2 separate regions of the Homo sapiens genome follow, and region 1 is linked to region 2. Evidence: chromatin contacts called from ENCODE Hi-C or POLR2A ChIA-PET data. All regions are on one chromosome and are shown on one strand. Each heading gives the region's core, a stretch centred on a gene start or an enhancer-like site at or near the end of the contact. The rest is flanking DNA. Distances are from core to core; before and after follow the strand shown. Region 1 holds the start of EVI5L (ecotropic viral integration site 5 like). Region 2 holds the start of MCOLN1 (mucolipin TRP cation channel 1).

Evidence for each region. A loop is a pair of places that touch in the nucleus more often than their neighbours do. ChIA-PET counts read pairs that join two places held with the same protein, here RNA polymerase II (POLR2A). Pooled maps may share reads with other maps.
Region 1: a loop to region 2 is called in a pooled map, with 8 times the contacts of the local background. The contact joins the promoter of EVI5L here to the promoter of MCOLN1 in region 2. A Hi-C loop is called at or near these places in 1 of 168 maps with a recorded cell type or tissue (naive thymus-derived CD4-positive, alpha-beta T cell), 7 of 37 single-sample maps with no recorded cell type and 14 of 50 pooled maps. POLR2A ChIA-PET finds 5 or more read pairs at or near these places in 3 of 52 experiments (GM10248, K562 and PC-3).

What each region holds. Positions count from the first base shown.
Region 1 is chr19:7,827,608-7,832,010 of GRCh38, forward strand. It overlaps EVI5L (ecotropic viral integration site 5 like), which reads left to right and starts at 2,611. Exons shown (of 20, transcript NM_001159944.3): 1 at 2,611-2,774. RefSeq lists a silencer at 2,468-2,707.
Region 2 is chr19:7,520,750-7,524,705 of GRCh38, forward strand. It overlaps MCOLN1 (mucolipin TRP cation channel 1), which reads left to right and starts at 1,875. Exons shown (of 14, transcript NM_020533.3): 1 at 1,875-2,032. The coding sequence starts at 2,002. LOC105372261 (a long non-coding RNA gene) reads right to left here. Exons shown (of 3, transcript XR_936294.3): 1 at 3,601-3,956; 2 at 2,093-2,413. ZNF358 (zinc finger protein 358) reads left to right here. Exons shown (of 2, transcript NM_018083.5): 2 at 1-276. The coding sequence ends at 200. RefSeq lists a silencer at 1,909-2,038.

The DNA of each region.
Region 1 (4,403 bases), core at 1,361-3,860, 310 kb after region 2:
GGTGTTTGATGGAAAAGTCTTTTCCAACAGAAATGTGTTGGATTTATTTTTTTCCCACTGCGCTTATAAAAATGGAATCAAAGTGTCCTGGGAATGAAACCATTTTTTGTGTGAAAATGGTAGTGCAAAGAGGGGGTCAAATGTTCTGTTCATTTGCCTTAGGCTTGGTTTTATCCCCCAGACACCAGCTGTTGAGTGTCTCCTAGGCATGGTCCCAGAAAAATAACTGGTCACGACCTCTTCCTAGGGAGGTTCTGGACCCCACCTTGGCCTGAACCTCCGCAGACCACTCTGTCTCCCACATTCCTGCTAGTATTCTAGGACCAGAGACCCCAGGACTTTTCTTTTCTTTCCCTTTCTTTCTTTTCTTTCCTTCCTTCCTTTCTTGCTTGCAGAGTCTCGCGCCGTCACCCAGGCAGGAGCGCAGTGGTATGATCTCTGCTTACCGCAACCTCTGCCTCCCGGGTTCAAGTGATTCCCGAGCTTCAGCCTCCTGAGTAGCTGGGATTATAGGCGTGCGCCACCACACTTGGCTAATTTTTGTTTTTGTTTTTGTTTTTTTTGAGACGGAGCCTCGCTCTGTCGCCAGGCTGGAGTAGAGTGGAGCGATCTCAGCTCATTTTAACCTCCGCCTCCAGGTTCAAGCGATTCTGCTGCCTCAGCCTCCCAAGTAGCTGGGACTACAGGCACCCGCCTCCATGCCCAGCTAATTTTTGTATTTTTAGTAGAGACGGGGTTTCACCATGTTGGCCAGGATGGTCTGGATCTCTTGACCTCGTGATCTGCCCGCCTCGGCCTCCCAAAGTGCTGGGATTACAGGCGTGAGCCACCGCGCCCGGACCCTGGGGAGGTTTATTAACAGTTCCAGAACGTTGGCAGATGCAAAATAGACAGGAAGAGGGAGGGAGAGGCAGAGAGAGCTGGACAGAGGCCGGGACCATACGTGGATGTCAGTCACTGCTTGCAAGGCCACACAGAGTCTCCTACTACAGAGAAGGTTGAGCTCTCAGACCTTAGGAAGTCCTGACGTGCCCCTCCCTGGGTCCAGCCTTCCCTTCCCCATTCTGAACTTAGGACATCTAGCTGGGCGAGGTGGCTCATGCCTGTAATCCCAGCACTTTGGGAGGCTGAAGTGGGAGAACCTGGCACCAGGAGTTTCCGACTAGCCTGAGCAACATACCAAGACCCCAGCCTCTACCAAAAAAATTAGCCGGGCATGGTGTGCACGCACCTGTAGTCCCAGCTACTGGGGAGGTTGAGGCGGGAGGATCATTGGAGTCCAAGAGTTCGAGGCTGCATTGAGCTATGTTCGCATCACTGCACTGCAAACTGGGACACAGAGCGAGACCCTGTCTCTGAAAAATAAATAAATAAAAACACACTTATGACGTCACCCTCTCTGCTATGACAAGGTCCTTCCCTGCCCCACCCCCTCCAGGGCCCATCCCTACATCTTGGGGAGGAAATAAGTCCATTTTGGTCAGTCTTGCCCGCTGTCAGTAACTGTCCCTACGAATTCCTCTCTAGCTTGAAGGATTCTCCACCTCTCCCTTCTCTGTTAAAAGAGTCACGGGCCCATTTTCATTCATTCATTCATCAAATGTTTATAAGCAGTTTCCATGCTGGGGACCTGGAAGAGACCCGACCTAGGCCCTGCATCCCGACTCCCCGAGGATCTATCAGCCTGGGAGGATGGGGAATGGGAGGGCCTATCCCTCCCCACGATCACGGCGCGAACCGAGCTTTGATGGAGAAACACGCGGCTCTGTGAGCTTTAGAGAACACATTTAACCTGGCCTGGAGTAAGACAGGGGACGGGCCTGAATCTTTTATGGGACCCGCCCCCAATATCAACCGCCCCGTCCCCAGCACAGAACTGGGCTCCTAGACGACACGGTGCCATCACGTCCCCAGTGAGTCTTCAGGATTTCTGGCCACGCCCCTTCTCAGACCCAACCCCCGAGCCCCTCCCTTGCTTGACCCCGCCCCATCTCTGGCCTAGGCCACGCCCTCCTCTTAGCCCCACCCCCATTTCATTCAACCCAGGCCTCAAGCCCCACCGCCCAGGACGCCAATGCTCCCACCAATCTCACATACCCATTGGTCAGAGAGTGTCACTTTCCCGCCCTCCTTCAGTAGCATTGGTTCCCTAGGTGTCAATCTTCTTTATGGCGCCCCCAGCAGTTGCCAGGGCCCAGGTTTGAGGGGCAGATAATAATGGACGTCTCGGGGCGTCTCGTTATTGGGCAGAAAGCCCGGCTCTGGGCGGGGCTTAGTGCCAAACGCTTGGCCGCGTCTGCCTGGTGTTCCTCAGGGCCGCAGCCTTTCCTCACGGACACACCCCCACTTTCCTTGCTATTGGTCTTATCAGGTGTTGATCAATAGGATTCCTCATTCCGATACGCAAAACTACCTGTCCTTCACCGCTTCCCTCATTTCAATTCGCTCTCTCCTCAGAGGCGGCAACCTTCTGAACGTAGCCAGGGCCCGCCTCACGGAATGGCCACGGAATGGTCAGACACCCCGTCACTCCTGGCTGGTGGGCGGGGCCAGGGCGCCTGGGGGCGGCGAATTGGCGGATGGGGCCTCGGGGGCGGGGCAGCGGCTCCTGTCAGCGGGTGAAATGGCAGCGGCGGAGCCGGCGGCGGCCGCGGTCCCGGGGGGCGGCTGAGGGGGCCGGGCCGGGGCTGCGGGGCGAACGGCGCGGCTAGGATCCGGCGGCTCAGCCCGGGGCGGCGAGGCTCGGCACGGAGATGGCGGCGCGCTCGGCGCAGGTAGGGCGGCGCGGGCCGGGCCTCCCGGGCGCCTGCTCAGGCCGGCGGCTCCGTGATGCGGCCCGCGGGGAACCGGCAGGACCGCAACTCGGGCCGTCGTGCCCCGGAACCCGCGCTGGGAGCCTCGGCATCCCCAGCCCGGGACCTTCGGAGGACCCTGGCCCCTGCCCACCCTCGTTGCCGATCCCTCCGGACCCCTCCCCAGGAGCTCCTGCAGGATCCCCCTCCCCCACTCCGTCCCCTCCCCATGAGGACCCCGCAGGCCCAGGACCCCCGTCCACCCTTTGCAGTGACCCTCAGGACTCCTCTCCGGGAACCCCCTCAGGGCTCCCCATCCCCCCACTCCGCCGATCAGCCCCTCAGAAGCGCCCCCCAAGCCCAAGAACCCCCGTCCACCTTCTGCCCTGATCTCTCAGGACCCCTCCCTTCTGGACAACACTTGCCACCCCCTCCCCGCACCCCCTCACTTCACGTCCTCCTATCTTGGGCCCAGAACTGCCCCCACCTCTCCCCAAGGAGACCAGCCTCAGGGCCTACCCGCCCCCCATGCTGACCCCACAGGACCCCTCTCTGGCCTCTGTAAGTCGGATTTCCTACCCCTGCCCACAGCCCTCAGCTCAGCCTGCTAGCCCATCTCCCACCCCAGCTGCCACATGCCCAAGGGCACCCCTAAACACCACTCCCCGGCGTCCACCCAGCACACTGTGGTAGCTCCACTGATCCTGCCCCATCTGGATCCTGGCTCCTGGATCCTGAAAAATCCACCCATGCTCAAGACCTCCCGTTGGATATTCTGAACCACCCCACTCCCCATCCAGAGCCACCCATCTTTCTGAAAACCCCAAACACACACACACACACACACACACACACACACACACACACACACACAGTCACTTAGATCCCCCAGCACACACAGAAAAACTTAAGAGCTCCAACATAGACCCCAGGCATATCTGCCCCTGCCCCCACCCACTCAACACTTCTGCACCCCTCCTCAGATCCCACCTGTCCAGGCCCTCCCAGAGTCCCCGACAGCTCCCCCAGCTCAAGCAGAGATTCCAGAGACCATGAGGTGCCTGCCGCACCCCAGGAAGCCAACTTGCCCCTCCACCAAACCAGCGCCCACACTGGAGCCTTGGAGGGTGACAGGGCCCCAGAATCCCCCAGCACCTACCCCTGTGGGAACCTGCCCCAGGCCTCTGCCAAGTTATCCATCCTTCCCTGCTGTGCCCTTTCAAAGGGAAGGACGCTCACTTTCTCTCCTACACTAGTGTCCCGAAGGAACCACTGCCCGCCCCCTGATTTATGCCACCCCCTGGCGGGAAGGGAGAGGATTCACAGCTCCTGGCTTCCGTCCTGAAGTCTGCCCCCAGCCTCCTGACCCCATCACGCCTACTGGCCTCAAATGCCAGAGCCAGCAGGGCGGTCCAGGTTGCTCCTCAGAGCTGGCCCCTGACAGCCCGAGAGTTCTTTCACCCACAACTAGTGTGTTTGGCCAAAACAAAACAGCTTCCTTCTATCTTGGCATTTGAGACCTGGGTCGGGGCCTGCCAGAAGCAGGCAGCTCTTTGTTAAGGAATATTTTCAGAAGGGAAAAATGTGCTGAAGAGGCTCGAGTGGAACATG
Region 2 (3,956 bases), core at 625-3,124:
GTCCCGACCTTGTGCCCAGCCCAGACCTTGATCCTGTGCCCAGCCCAGACCCTGATCCTGTGCCCAGCCCTGATCCCAACCCTGTGTCCTGCCCTGACCCCTGTTCTCCCACTCGTGGCACTGTCAGCCCAGCCCTCCCTACCGGCGAGAGTCCAGAGTGGGTACAGGAGCAAGGGGCACTGCTGGGGCCTGATGGCTGAAGGAGACGCCGGCATCCTCGGGGGCCTGGGGAAGTTGTGTGTTGTGCAGTCAGTAAAATCCTCCCACTGCCTCCGGGCTCTGTGTCGTGGCTTGCCTTTTGTGCTTTCTTTCTGAGCACAGCCCCTTGCTCCGGAGATGGGACATTGTGGCCAGGGCCAGCCACAATCTGGAGCTCCAGTGTCCTGGCTTCCTTCTTGGGCCCACCAGCTAGACTTTCCAGCTTAACCCACAGTGTCTCATCCTGGTCCATCCCACTAGTCACCACTCTCTGTTCCTCTCACTTACCCCTTGCTCTTCAAAGCCCATACAGTAGGTATACAAGTGGACAAAAAAAGTTGCTCATTTATGCAATCAACAAACATCTCTGGATTGCTGGGGTCTCAGCAGGGAACAAGATAAATATGGCCTCGACCTGCATGGAGCTCATAGATACTAAATTCAGAATACTTAAAAAATAATTACGGGGTATAGTACATTCTAGGAGAAGCATAACAAGACTTCTGATATAAATGGCAGGCAGCTTTCTCAATGAAGGATTTTGTAATCCCAATAATCACTAATTTAATAATCAGTACTGTTTGCCCAGCCTTATGCGATAGTTTTTGCATTCTCTCATTTAATCCTCTCAACAGCCCCAGTAGGTAGATGACTTTGAATATCCCCATTTTGCAAATGAGAAAATTGAGGCACATTTTTTTTTTTTTTTTTAGACAGTCTTGCTCTGTTGCCCAGGCTGGAGTGCAGTGGTGTGATCATAGCTCACTGCAGCCTCGACCTCCTGGGCTCAAGCGATCCTCCCACCTTAGCCTCCCGAGTAGCTGGGATTGCCGGTGCATGCCACCGCCCACTGCGCTCAGCTTGGAGTTGAAGGGACTCTGGAAGATGTAGAAGTGGCATTGTCAGTGCCTAGATTTAAATCCCAATTGCCCTCCAGGGTCCAAATTCTTAACCATTACGCTCCAGGGCAAAAGTATGCAAAGGCTCTGGGGCTATAGAAAGATGAGCTTTGGATGGAGGTAGGAGCCAGATCAGAGGGCCCTGATAGACGAGAGTGGGGACTCTGCCTGTCATTACAGAGCAATGGGAAGCCGAGGGCAGGTTCTCGCAGGAAGGATAGGAATTATTCTTTGAAGATGCTTGTGGCTGCTGGGTAGAGAGTGGAGTGGAGGGAGGCTGAGATCGGGGAGGAGGTTGCTGCAAAGATCCAGGCCAGGAATGTTGGAAGACTCTGGGCTGGGGGCCATGGGGTGGGGATAAGTGGTTCTATTTGATACATAATTAGGAAATCGTGTTTGCTGAAGATGCGCAGGAGAAGGGTAAAAGGAGTTTCTGGGAGAAAGAGGAAGACAGCGTTGAGATAGTAGGCAGGGTCATCACCAGGCACCAAGGAGGATAAGGGGTCAAGCTCTGGACATGGAAGTCACAAGCCTGGCACCGGATTCGGGGCATGGCCGGGAGCCAGGGCAGAGCTCGTCGTTGCCAAACTCAGAGTCAGCCCATCCCCCGCCACCCAGAGCGCGTCGGCGCTAGGACCTAGCGACTGCCTTCGACCCAGAGGGCGCCGGCAGAGGCACGCATGCGCGCTGTTCCGGCAGGGGTTGTCGTGGCGCAGGGGGCGGGACCAGAGGCGGTCACGTGAGGGGCTCTGGGCTACCGGGTCACGTGACCGAGGCACAGATCAGCTGATGCCGGAGGGTTTGAAGCCGCGCCGCGAGGGAGCGAGGTCGCAGTGACAGCGGCGGGCGATCGGACCCAGGCTGCCCCGCCGTACCCGCCTGCGTCCCGCGCTCCCGCCCCAGCATGACAGCCCCGGCGGGTCCGCGCGGCTCAGGTGAGGGCGCGGGCGGCACCGTGGGGCCCCGAACTCAGGCGGGCGGGCTGTGTCTCCCACCTGGGGCGGCGGAGCTCCTAGTCTCTTTTTTTCTAAGCTCCAGCGCTGACTTTTCACGGTGGAGAAAAGGGCAGACGGCTCCTAGAACTTGGGCGGCGGGTGGGCACCAGCCTCTCCAATTCTTCCTCCTGAACCCAGGCTCTGCTGGGTTCCCAAACTCAGGCAGGGATCGCGCCGGGCCGCCAGCTTCTCCCTCTGGGGCGGCGAGGTTCCTGGGATTCCCACTGGGAGCCTAGGTTCCGATTGCTCAACTTCGTCTGGAACTCAGACAGCGGGCACCAGCTTCTCCAACCCGCACGTGAGACTCCCAGGCTTCCCCTCCTGATTCCAGGGGACAAATGCTCAGCTTCCCTAAGCTCAAGCCTGGAGAGCTGGAGGGATTGCCCCCAGGCGATTAACTCAGTTTTAGCTTTCCAAACCGCTGGAAGCGCAGCCTTCTTAAATTCGGGCTTCTAGCCAATTCTGATGCCACCCCTCCTCGGGGAGGCTGGAGGAAGACCCCTTGTGTTAGCTTCCCCTTCTGGAGCTAGCTGGGGACCCCTACCTGATAGATGTCCCGGTGTCCCAGCTAGTAGGGTCTGGGGTGGGTTAGCTGTAATCTCAGCTCTGTAAGCGGGCCCTGCCCTCTGGCTTTGTCGTAAACAGCCACAGCAGCATCTCATTGCAAAGGGAGGGGCCGGGAACTTGTCCCTCTCTGCAAGGGAGGTTCTGACAGTGCACACATTTATCCTGACTGCTTTGCTAGGCAGGAGGCCAGGCCCTAGAAAGCAGCACGGGGCCAGGCCCTAGAAAGCACATCCCCATGGGGGTGTGACAGGGACAGTTTTGGGCTACTGTGACTGGTTTTGACTCCAGCAGTTGCTGAAAGCTTAGATCTAACCATTAGGCTGGAAAAAAATAAACAGTGATTAGAACAGCTTGTGTTTGCTGAAGAGGTCTTTATCTGCTGTGTCTCACTGAATTCTCAGAGCAGCTTCAGGATCTCAACCTCAAGGCTCAGGGAGAGGGTGGACTTTTTTTTTTTTTAATAAACTTTTTTTTGTTGCCCAGGCTGTAGTGCAGTGGCATAATCCTAGCTCATTGTAACATCGAACTCCTGGGCTCAAGTGATCCTCCCAACTCAGCCTCCCGGGTAGATGGGGTCCCAGCTACTAACTACGGGCATGAGCCGTCACACCTGACTATTTAAAAAAAATGTTTTTTTTTTGTAGACAGGGAGGTCTCGCTGTATTACCTAGGCTGGATCCTCCCACCTTGGCCTCCCAAAGCCGTTGGGATAACAGGCATGAGCCACTGAGCCCAGCCAAGGGGTCGCCTTTTTAAAATTTCCACTCTTCAGATGAGGAGATGGAGGCTCAGGGAGGTACCTGGAGTCAACCTACTGTAAAGTGGCAGGTCTGGGATTTGATGCTAGGGCTGCATGATTTCTAGGAGCTGGTGCTTTTCAGGGAGATAAAATGAGTCTTTAGCGAATGTGTTCCATTATTATTACTTATGTTGTCAATTACCTCTTCTCCAGGTCCTTGGCTTCTGAGAGTGTCAGCTGATGGGCCAGGTTATAATGAACCCAGAGGTCATCTTTTGGGTATTTGTCCAGACAAACCTAGAATACAGGCTGAGTTCTATGCTCATGTCTGGAAGCTGGAGTTGGGATAAGCCCAGCAGGCTTGAACGCCCAGTGAAAAGCCAGTGGGAGCAGTTCATTCTCTCCCCACTGATCAATAACGGGAACATTGATGAAATGTTCTGACATTCACCATGGACCAGCCCCTGTGATCAATGCTTCATAAGCATCCAGTCCTTAGCGTTCCCATGAGACATATTATTGCCCCATTTCGCAGATGAGGAAACTGAGGCTCAGAGA